Linked DNA regions of Homo sapiens: region 1 is linked to region 2. A link is a loop called in an ENCODE intact Hi-C map of the cell type or tissue named here. Cell type or tissue: gastrocnemius medialis. All regions are shown on one strand. Each heading gives the region's core, and the rest is flanking DNA. Links, peaks and the distances in the headings are about the cores only. Region 1 overlaps MAP3K20 (mitogen-activated protein kinase kinase kinase 20). Region 2 overlaps RAPGEF4 (Rap guanine nucleotide exchange factor 4).

Region 1 (5,385 bases), core at 146-5,145, 240 kb before region 2:
CTGCATATGGCTAATAAATATTCCTTTTAAAATTAATAGAGTCTAAAGTCTTCCAAATGATCTTTACAGATAGAGTGGGACACTATAGAATTCTGATTATATGATTTAGATTTTAGGGATGTTTTAACATTTTCAAACCACTAGAAGGACATTGGGAACAGAAAGTAATAGAGCCAACGTCACGTGGTAATGATCAATAGTCCAGTTCTACGAGGAGAACAATTTTAAGCTCTTCACTGAGGCCAATTCTGCTGTATTCTAATTCCTTTTAGGTTCTTGGTGGTAGAGTAATGAGCTATGACCATCTCTGGAATACTGGTGAGGAAAATGGCAGCAGTAAAGAAATGAGGAAAATATTACCTAATTAATGATAAAGTTAGGTCCAGTACAGAGTCCTGTTATTTTTCTCTTTGGCCCTATTTGGCTGCTTTTATTAATGCATCAGAACTTTATGTATAATCATATGGATTTATACATAAATTAAGAAAAAATGTCCATTTCATTCAGTTCATATGTTCTAAACGTATTGCTGATCATTCTTAAATGAGACTCCAGGTTTACATTCTTACATAAAGTGCAGGGATCCCGAAGTTAGCCCCAAAGATCCCCTTGCCTTTTTCAGACTTGCTCAAATGTTACCTTATCAGTGGGGCCTTTCCTGACCACACTTTAAAAACCTCAACACCCACCCATGGGCCTTGTCCTCCTTCCCGGCTTCATTTTTTGGCATATACTTATCAAATGTGAACATATGATGCATTTGCTTTATTTATCATCGATCTTCACTCACTGGCATGTAAGCTCTGTGAGTGCAAAGATTTTCATCTAGCTATCTTCCAGAACAGTGTCTGGCACAGAGAAGGAGCTCTATGAATATGTGTTGAATGAATGACTATCTTTGCCTTGTAAACCCCATGCTATTGGCTCTCTCTTCAGGTGGCTGACCACTGCACCCCAGGGCATGCTGGAAAGACAGGAGTCCCAAGCCCTCCCTTCTGCTCTACTCCAAGCTTTTCTTCTTGGGTGCATTGACTCAAGTCAGGTAGTACTTCTCTATGTCTGAGCACAGACAGGCTGTGTTCATGTATTTGTACATATGTGTGAATAGACAGAGAAACTAGTAGCATGGGTATGTGGGGGAATCCATCTTTTAGGGAGAGATTTATCTACTGTTTTTGTGTTTAGTCTCACCTCAGACCAGGTTAAGCTGGCCAGGGCTCATAGTTTTCAAAGAGCAACAGAAAAAATCTGTTTAGCTTACATTCTAAGCATGTTCTCTTTATCTTTCCTGAAAGCTATCCACTTTTAATTTCATCTCATACTACAGAGAAAATATTATTTGAAACTGATAGCTTTCCAGAAGGTTACTGAAATCACTTATTTTTCAGTGTCTTCACTGGCACCATTCATAGTAGCTAACATTAGCCACTTTCCGTGGGCCTGGTGCTGTGTTAAAGTGCTTTACATATATTATTTCTTTTAATCCGCACAATGATCCTTTCAAGTAGGTACTGTTATTATTCCCACGCTGAAGATCAGCAAACAGACGCACAAAGATAAAACAATTTTCCCAAGGTTGTCAAGCAACTGAGCCCAGGATTCTGAGTGACAGTCAGACTCTGATCCCTTTCTTCATCACTATGCCACCTAGACTGCTGTACACCTCACACCCAGAACTTTCTACTAGTTATTTCTCCCCAAATGAAGCTGGCACAGCATACTGATCATTATGTGGTATTTTTCACCTCTCAAGGGGCATTAGAAACACGTCACGCTTCAAATTCCAAGAGGCTTTTAATGATCAAATATAGTTAGAAATACTGTTAGATCATATCTATGATGATGTCCTTTCTTTAAACTTCCATAAAAAGACCCACCAAAAATATTTTGGTTTAACAGTCAAATAATGACACTCCTTTCTAATTTAGTTTGAAAAAAGTCTTAGTTCTTTTGCCTCATATATATAATTAAAAGTGTTTTATAATTTAAACAAGCTTTGACAAACAGGTGATAACATTCTGAGAATATCCTTGGCTAGCCAGGTTTTCAGAGCAGTGCCTGTATCTACTTCTAAAACACCAACATTATTAAGCAGGGTTAAAACAAAAAACAACCCTGGTAGGCTAAACTTGATATGGAAAGGACCTGTGCTTTTGCCTAAGTGAGGATAACTTATCTTTACTATTTCTTTTATAATATTTAATTTCCTCTTTAAAATAGCTGAGCATATGCTTAGAATCCTGGATTATTATGCCCCTCTAAAAAACAAACCACCACACATACCCCACTTGCTGGAAAATACAGGAGAGGCATGAACTCACCCCCCTGGAAGCATCCCCTTAAGACCACCTCTTTCTCTTTGTATAAAGCACAAGCACAGCCTTAAATGACAGTGTGTTGTTAAGAGGCTTCCATGGCCAGCAGTGGTATGAAAGTTTGCAACATCTGCTGTTGGTTTCAAATCAGGGTATTTTTCCTTCAAATACATTACTGAGAACACTGCTCAGGCTTTACTTTGAGCAGCTGTGCTCTTTAGTACTAAAAATTCTCAGCACTTAGGTATTTCTGAAGAGCATTTTGTTATAACCTTCTTAGATCATCTCAGTATTGTTGTTGGATTTTGTACTATCAATTCTTTCTTTTTTTTGTTTTTTGAGACAGGATCTTGTTCTCTTGCCCAGGCTAGAGTGCAGTGGTGCCATCATGGCTCACTGCAGCCCTGACTGATTGCTAGGTCTCAAGCAATCCTCCTGCCTTGGCCTCCCAAGTATCTGGGACTACAGGTGTGTGCTACCATGCCAGCTAGTTTTTTAATTATTAGTAGAGACGAGGTCTTACTAGGTTGCTCAGGCCAACCATTTCTGATATTACAGTGTATTGCTATAAGAAAAAAAAAGTATGTCACAGAATTACTACGTGTCAAAGAACAATTAGGAGTTAAGAGTGTTTGTTCAAAATGTAAGTTTTTAAAAATGATTTGAATAAAGGAAATAAAGTCAAATACAAACTAAAAAGTATTCATTAAAAGAAAAAGCCAGAATGTCACAACTTTAAAAGTCCTATATTGTATATAGGATCACAAATTTCTATAATCAGGCACCACATTTGCTGATTCATAAATATACTTCTTTGGCTTAATTCTCCCCCCGTTTTTCTGTAAGCAAAAATAAAAGTAGAATTGATAAGAAATTACGGTCATGTAAATGTGATTGGCCTAAAAATGCAGTGCTTGGCTTTCTGCCTCCTTACTGTTTTTGTACAGACTGAGATAAACAAGTTACTTTTGTGTTTTCCAAACATTTGTGATTTTATTACTTTGCTTTCTGCTTTCATTCACTATTATCCATGTCATTATCCTCCTCCTCACCGTCATCATCATCATCATCGTCACCTTCTGACAAGTCAAAATCACTGAACCCCAGAGCCATGTTGACTTTCTTCCCCCTTCTCTTAGATGTGGTTTTGGAAGAATTCTGCTTGGCTTGCATGTTTATCTGCATCCCAGAATGCATCACAGCTCCTGCTTTGTTCATTGAGAAGATATCCCCAAAGCCCATCAGCATCATGGCCTGCAGACTTGGGTTCATGCCATGGCCCTCCCCGTTACTTGTTGCTGTGATCTGACATGACATCTCTGCACTGTTTGACTCCTCTGTTTTAGATTCAAAGTAAGACTCCTCAGACATTCTTGCAGCAAGAGGCAAGAGAAGCTATCAAAAGGGAAGAAAGGACAGAAGTAAAAAGAGAAATTAGGACCAATTTAAATCAGGAAAATAGATACCACAAAATTAGTTGGCACTACACAGGAGGTAAATGATTAGTGAAATAAATGAATGTAGGGAATTATGTGAGAATTTATTTAATGGCAGATTTGGCTCCAGCATATTTGCCATAATTTATGAATGACAGGATAAATCACAACCAAAAGTTTGCAAAGCACCACAGCAAGCCAAATTTCAAATGGAAAAGAAGTTGCAAGTTTTAAGCCCTCATTTTGCTTAAAACAAAATAGTTTCTAGGATTTATCTTGACTTTTCCCAATTTCACTTTCATAAGGAAACATTTAGTTGACCATTATATTTTTAAAAAAATAAATTAAGCAGAGATTAAATCTCAAATGAAAAATTAAGAAACTTTGTACCCAAAAGAAAAGCTTAGAGGAAGCACAAAAAACAGTTCAGCAGTCTATACAGTTCTAGGGAAATGTGGGTTATTAACTCCCTTTTTATCTGGATTAGTACTCTGAATATACACTAAAAATTAGTCTAGAATTCACTTGCTTCCACTTATTTATTTATTGTAGCCAGAACTGATGTAATACTATTTATTCAAATTATTAAATAATTCACTTGTGAACAAATTCTAGATTCTGTCTCACATTTAAGTTAGACGTAAGTATGTAAACACATGAAAACTGGGAAGAAAGGAAAATAGTGTTAATTTAGATTGTTCTAATACGCTCTAATATTCAAGTTTTCTTCTTTCAACCGAACTTTTTTCTAAGATGTCACCACTCACAGTGGTCACAGACATTATCTTCTACTTTACGTAATTATTTTGAACAGCCAACTTATTCCCATAAATGTTTGGGCATATCTATTTCAGGGGTAAAACTGTTAGCACATGAAAAATGTTACTGCCTCTTCTTTTGAGAAACAAGCAAATCAAGGCTTATGTTTTTGGCATAGTTTCAATATGGATACATTTATGATAAATAATGTACAAATAATATACTGGGATGACCTCTATATTCTGGTACCTAATATTCAGGATCAGTTTCCTTTTTTTTTTTGAGACAGAGTCTAGCACTGTTGCCCAGGCTGGAGTGCAGTGGCACTATCTCAGCTCACTGCAACCTCTGCCTTCCAGGTTCAAGCGATTCTCCTGCCTCAGCCTCCCAAATAGCTGGGATTACAGGCGCCCGCCACCACGCCCAGCTAATTTTTTGTATTTTTAGTAGAGATGGGGTTTCACTATGCTGTCCAGGCTGGTCTTGAACGCCTGACCTCGTGATCCACCCCCCTCAGCCTCCCAAAGTGCTGGGTTTACAGGTGTGAGCCACTGCGCCTGGCCTCAATTTCCTAATTTTTAAAGTGAAGTTGGAGCTGAGTTTTTGAAAAGTAGCTTGTTCTTTTGGGAAAAACCCTCCTGGAGTTGTTAGTTCAATAACTTTAATTTCATATAATTCAACTCAAAGGTATCCATTATATGGAAGAAAACAATTACTTTAGATCTTTAAACATTGGAAACAGGATGTTATTTCCCTTGCAGTCAAACTTCTCAGCTTCTGAAATTCGTTTTCAATTGTTAGATAGTCTCAGGAACTCTTTGTGGCTCATTGCATTATTTTGAGGGTCCTTCCTCACATGAGGTTTGACTCTAAAG
Region 2 (5,385 bases), core at 225-5,224:
CCCAGAAAATATGCATACGTAAAATTCGAGAAACATCACTGGCAAATATTAACTTGTTCAGGTGGCACATTATCTCCTTTTCTATAGAATACAAAAGAAAGAGAAACACTGCATTCCTTGCTATGCCCTAAAACATAGGTTTTTAGTAGATATCAATTTATCAGCAATCTGTTTCTTAAAGCCATACACATTTCTTCCACAATTCATTAAAACTTATCCCATAGAAAAATGGCTCTAAAATGTAATCTGACAAGTAATGTGACGTTTAAAAACATGCAAATCAGCACTATATATTGTTTACAGATACATACCTACACACACTTGTCCCTTCGTATCCATGGGGAATTGGTGCCAGGACCTCCCAAGGATATCAAAATCCACAGATGCTCAAGCCCCTGATATAAAGTGGTGTATTTGCATATAGTCTACACACAGCTTCTTGTATACTTTAAGTCATTTCCAGATTACTTATAATAGCTAATACAATGTAAATCCTATGTAAATAGTTGTTATACTGTATTATTTAAGGAATAATAACAAGAAAAAAGTCTGTACATGTTCAGTAGAGACACAACCATCCACTTTCTTTTTTTTGGAATATTTTTGATCTTCAGTGGGTTGAATTCGTAAACGTGGAACACATAGATGTAGAGGACTGACTGTATTTTTAAAAAAGTGAGTTAGAATGATCACCACTACATTCAGGGTAGGAGTTACCTTGGGGTAGGAAAGATGAAAATGGGATAAATGAGGGTACAAAGGGTCTTCAAGTGTAGTTGTATAATTTATTTTTTATTTTTTATTTTTTGAGACAGGGTCTCACTCTGTCACCTAGGCTGGAGTGCAGTGGCGTGATCACGGCTCACTGCAGCCTTGACCTCCTGGGCCTAAGAGATCCTTCCACCTCAGCCTCCTGAGTAGCTGGGACTGTAGGTATGCACCAATCCACCTTGCTAATTTTTACAGACAGGGTTTCGCCATGTTCCCCAGGCTGATCTCGAACTCCTGGACTCAAGGAATCCACCTGCCTCGGCCACCCAAAATGTTGGGATTACAGACATGAGCCACTGCACCCAGCGTGTATAATTTAATTCTTTAGAAAATATGAAAAAAGGCTGAGTGCAGTGGCTCACTCCTGTAATCCAACACTTTGGGAGGCCACGGCGGGCAGATCACTTGAACTCAGGAGTTTGAGACCAGCCTGCCAACTAGGTGAAACCCTGCCTCTACTAAAAATACAAAAAAAAAATTAGCTGGGCGTGGTGGCACACGCCTGTAATCCCAACTACTTGGGAGGCTGAGGCAGGAGAATTGCTTGAACCTGGGAGGTGAAGGTTGCAGTGAGCCAAGGTTGTGCCACTGCACTCCAGCCTGGGTGATAGAGCAAGACTCCGTCTCAAAAAAAAAAAAAGAAAATATGAAAAAAATGGCATGTTATTATCTGACAAAGATTAAGAAGGTAATTGTAATATACTCTATTTTTTGTTTAAAATATTTAACTATTTCATAATAAAATGAAAACAATTAGCAAGTTTGAATGAAAAGAATAAAAGAAAATAAAAAAGAATAAGTCATTAGCAACCATTAAGATAAAAATATTAAAGTAAGCCTTGAACATTTGAAGAAGTTACATTCTTACTAAAATAGATATCAATGTCAGAAATATCATTTTTGATGACTGAAAGTAAAAAAACCACATTTACAATTAATGTTTCCTGCTTATTTGACTCATACAATGTAGCCTGAAGAAAGAGCAAGATTTTCCAAACTGTCTCTAAAGAGTTAACAGGTGTCCATGCAAAAAGTGTTCTATGTGTCATTAGGCTCAGGAAGTATCGGTTTAAACGTGGTGATCATTTCTCCTTATTGCAGAACTTCTGAGAACACATTAGCATGCTGCTGTGTCCTGTGATTCTGCAAGAGAGATTGGAGAGGCATTTCCTGACCTTAGTAGATCACTAACCCTGTTTGTTCCAGCCAGATTTTTGTAGGAGTAGTAAGGAATGCCAGCTTATATAATATTGTTCACATCTATTCACATCAAATTTCCTTTTCTTGCTTCCAAATATGATCACAGAACTAAACTGCAACTTGGATTTTGGTGAGATACTATAGATTAACACTGCATATGTATTTGAAGCAAAGAAATTCTCTCCAGCTTGGAGCTTAAAGTGGAAGTGAGAGAAGAAAAATAAAGTAGGATGGTTTAAATATCATTCTAACTAACAACCTCAAGAGATCGATTAGTTCTTCTAAAGCTATGAACGAAATGAGGTCACTGGGAAAAGGTACTGCCTCAGGCCCTTCCTGAAGGGCAGTGACTTCATCCCACCCTCTTTAAACACTGTGGTGAGTCAGGAGGGTAGGGAGCCAGTGAGACTCAGGCTGGCACCCACAACACTTGCTGGTACTAGAAAACCACGATACTTCAGAATAATTGACATGTGCTGGAAATAATCACAGGTCCAGAAAAACGAAAGTACCACAGGACACCCTGCCAAGTCACCAAGCCAGACCCGGGGCCAAGAAGTGAGGCGTTAGCAGCCTGGCTTCCCGTGGCATGTGCTTGCAAGGGTGCTGGCCAGGCGCAAGGTTCCAGTACAGCTTTTCACTTACACACAGTCCCTCCTTTGGCGTGAGACTCAAAAATGAGAACACCTGCTAACTCTCGTTTCACCTAGAAGAAAAACAGAAGAAACATGCAAAGGCCACATTTCCAGGTCTGGGTGGAAAAGGGTTGTACTCTTTCTGGGGGCACAATGCAAACTGTCCCGGGGCTTCCCATGCAGTCATCTCTCACCTCTCTTGCTGCTGCTCTCATCTAAAATCACTTCTACTCGATTTGCTGCTAGGCTTTTAAAGCTTGTAGCTCTTTTTATAGAATAGCTTATAGCTAATTCATACCAGGCAACCTCCTTAGAGACTGTTTCAAACATGGTCCCACCTGCATTAACTAGCCCACTTGCCTGCCTGTCTTTGGCTGTGGGTGAGAAGGGGAGACCATGTGCAACATCACATGATTCTGTTGTTACTAGTGACTCTTGCTTGCATTACATATAATGCATCATGGCAAACATGTTGGAAAATTCTATGTCTTGAAGCTGAATAATGAAGCCTAAATGAACGAACACATTTATATTCTTAGTTAAAATTCCAAATTATTCCTAGCTAGCTAAAATTCACATTTAAAAAAAAATTCCAAATTACGGTCCCAAATCATGGCTCTATCTTCCTAAGAACCCAGTAACTTGAGATTTTTCTATGCCTGGGTACCTGGGGTTTGAGGTAGAAGACGAGACTACCCACAATCCTCTCAATTCCACTGAGACCAGGGAAGTCGGATCGGGACATGCTGGGTCCCTGGAGCACAGGCAGGGAAAGGGGTCCTTCCTTACTTCCCTCTACATCACTAGCTCATGGAGCCTCAGCTTTCTGCCCTGTATATATGAGGGCTTCCCAGGTGAGGCTCCCAGGCACTACATCTATGCCCTGTGGAGAGTAAGGATGGCAAGGGCAGTGGTAGGTAGGTGGGAGGCTGGGCTGGACCACTTCCCTGGGTAGTCCACATAGGTGAGCAAGTCTCAAGACCCTCAGTGGTGCCAGAGGTGGGAGATATGTGAAGGAGGTTTGTCTAGGTTGAAGGGGAGAGGGGACTTGAAGCCCTCTTGCTTGGAGCTATGGCAAATGCCTCGCTGCTCTCAACAGAGACCTGAACTTATCCCCAACAGCAGGGACTGGCAGGTACTGCTACTGTGAGGTAGCAGAACACCACTTTTAGTGAGCTAGGAATGAAAACAAACTAGGCATCTAGATATTTCTTAGGGACCTCAGTATATACTCTGTGAAAGTTGAAACCACTTCATTCTTCTTAACTTATTAGTGTGTAGGACATGTGTGTTTCCTAAAAATCATATTCTTAAGGGAGGAGGTGTTCCTATCCCTATTCAGTGGCAAAAAATTTCTGTCTCCTAAATACTCTAATCAGGTAAAAGTTCAGAATCAGATACAGCCACTGGGTCATTTTTTATTAGTGGGTGGTGTTATTTTCACTAATACATCTGAGCTGATGCTCTCTTGAACTTTCTGCTTCCATTCTCAAGAAGGCAGCAAACCCTGGTGGAGTTGGCCCCATAAGCCAAGACAGGTCATCTAGGTTTCCCTCTTTCCACCCTCTGGCAGCATACCATGGCAGGATTCAGAGTCCCTCCCAGGCCTGGCTCTCTTATCTGAGTGTGCAGGTTCCAAAATTCATATTCACAGGGATGAAGCCCATGTTCCAACCCTACTCACATGGGGCTGCTCTGGGGTTTAGGGCACATGGGCAACTACCAATAATAGGACAAAATTTGATTCCTTTCAGTGATTGTTCTTGGGTATAACTTCCTCAGCATCTCGTAAGAGAGTAGAGGTGATTTATGAGGTGAAAATCAGACATTCTTTCCCCCCACAACACCGTAATACTCTCCTCTGTCCTAACAGTGCATTTATTGCAAAGTGCTCCAACCATGCTAAACTAAGAGACAACTTACTGTGGTAGAAAGATGGGATAAGGCTTTAATATGAAGAAGCTCCTCATAGATAATCTCTAGGTCATCCACAGTCCTCTGGCCAGGTCTACAAAGATAAAAAAAAAAAAAGGAATATGGAAAAAGGGCATCACTAGGGCCTCAAACATGGAAACGGATCCAGGCATCAGTAACATGCTCAGGGATTTCTTCTGCACAAGAAGATATTGGCGGAGGGAGAGGTTGCACCAGTATAATGCCTAAAGGGATTTTTGAAATAAATGTGTTCCTTGATGAAAGGATATGGGAGAAAGCCAAAGTCCACAGGATCCCTTCTCTTCTGATCTCAGAGGGAAGAGCATCTCCACTCACATGGTAGTTGGCCAACTCATCTCTCACTTTGTAGATGATTGAGCTAAAAAACTGCTTTTCATTACCACCTTAATCAGTAATGGCAAAACTTGTCTTTTAACACCACTAGAAACAATTGGTATAATCAACTTGACAACTGATCTAAATTCCTTGAGATCCTGTGTACTATCTTAGCCTAGCAGAATAATAATGCCACTGTCACTATTATTTGGGGTTATAAAATGTATTTTTTCCGAAGGACTCAAATATAGGATGTATGCAGACTCAACATTTTCTTTTCTAGCCCTGAGGAGATAAGGGCATGAGATGAAGAGAAGGCAAATGGTAGCATCTGCGATTAGTAAGAGAAGGCAAGAAGGGAGGTATATTCCACATTCCCAAACTCTTGTTACAAAAACCACCACTGCCCACCAGATATTAATCAGTTTATGTAAAGCATTTTTATTCTAAAATTTATTATAAAACTAGTATCCAATAACATGCCTTCAAGGACTCAGTATATAATCTG

What was found. Peaks named below come from ENCODE experiments on the same cell type or tissue, not always from the same donor. Only the 100,000 strongest peaks of a DNase experiment are listed, where the experiment ranks them.
Region 1: a loop joins it to region 2, with 2.2 times the contacts of the local background. A loop is called at or near these places in 16 of 110 quality-filtered maps.

Annotation. Positions count from the first base shown.
Region 1 is chr2:173,219,475-173,224,859 of GRCh38, reverse strand. All of the region lies in intron 11 of MAP3K20 (mitogen-activated protein kinase kinase kinase 20), which reads right to left. All of the region lies in intron 2 of MAP3K20-AS1 (MAP3K20 antisense RNA 1), which reads left to right. Among named protein-coding and RNA genes, the nearest start is that of MAP3K20-AS1, 60 kb to the left of the region's middle. RefSeq lists an enhancer at 2,639-2,738. In gastrocnemius medialis, for the core only: no CTCF peak of the experiment used is centred there; no DNase peak of the experiment used is centred there; H3K27ac peaks cover 3,494 bases.
Region 2 is chr2:172,982,725-172,988,109 of GRCh38, reverse strand. It overlaps RAPGEF4 (Rap guanine nucleotide exchange factor 4), which reads right to left. Exons shown (of 31, transcript NM_007023.4): 11 at 4,530-4,614; 12 at 2,617-2,677. Among named protein-coding and RNA genes, the nearest start is that of MAP3K20, 90 kb to the left of the region's middle. In gastrocnemius medialis, for the core only: no CTCF peak of the experiment used is centred there; a DNase peak (open chromatin) is centred at 2,559; H3K4me3 peaks cover 566 bases; H3K27ac peaks cover 1,516 bases.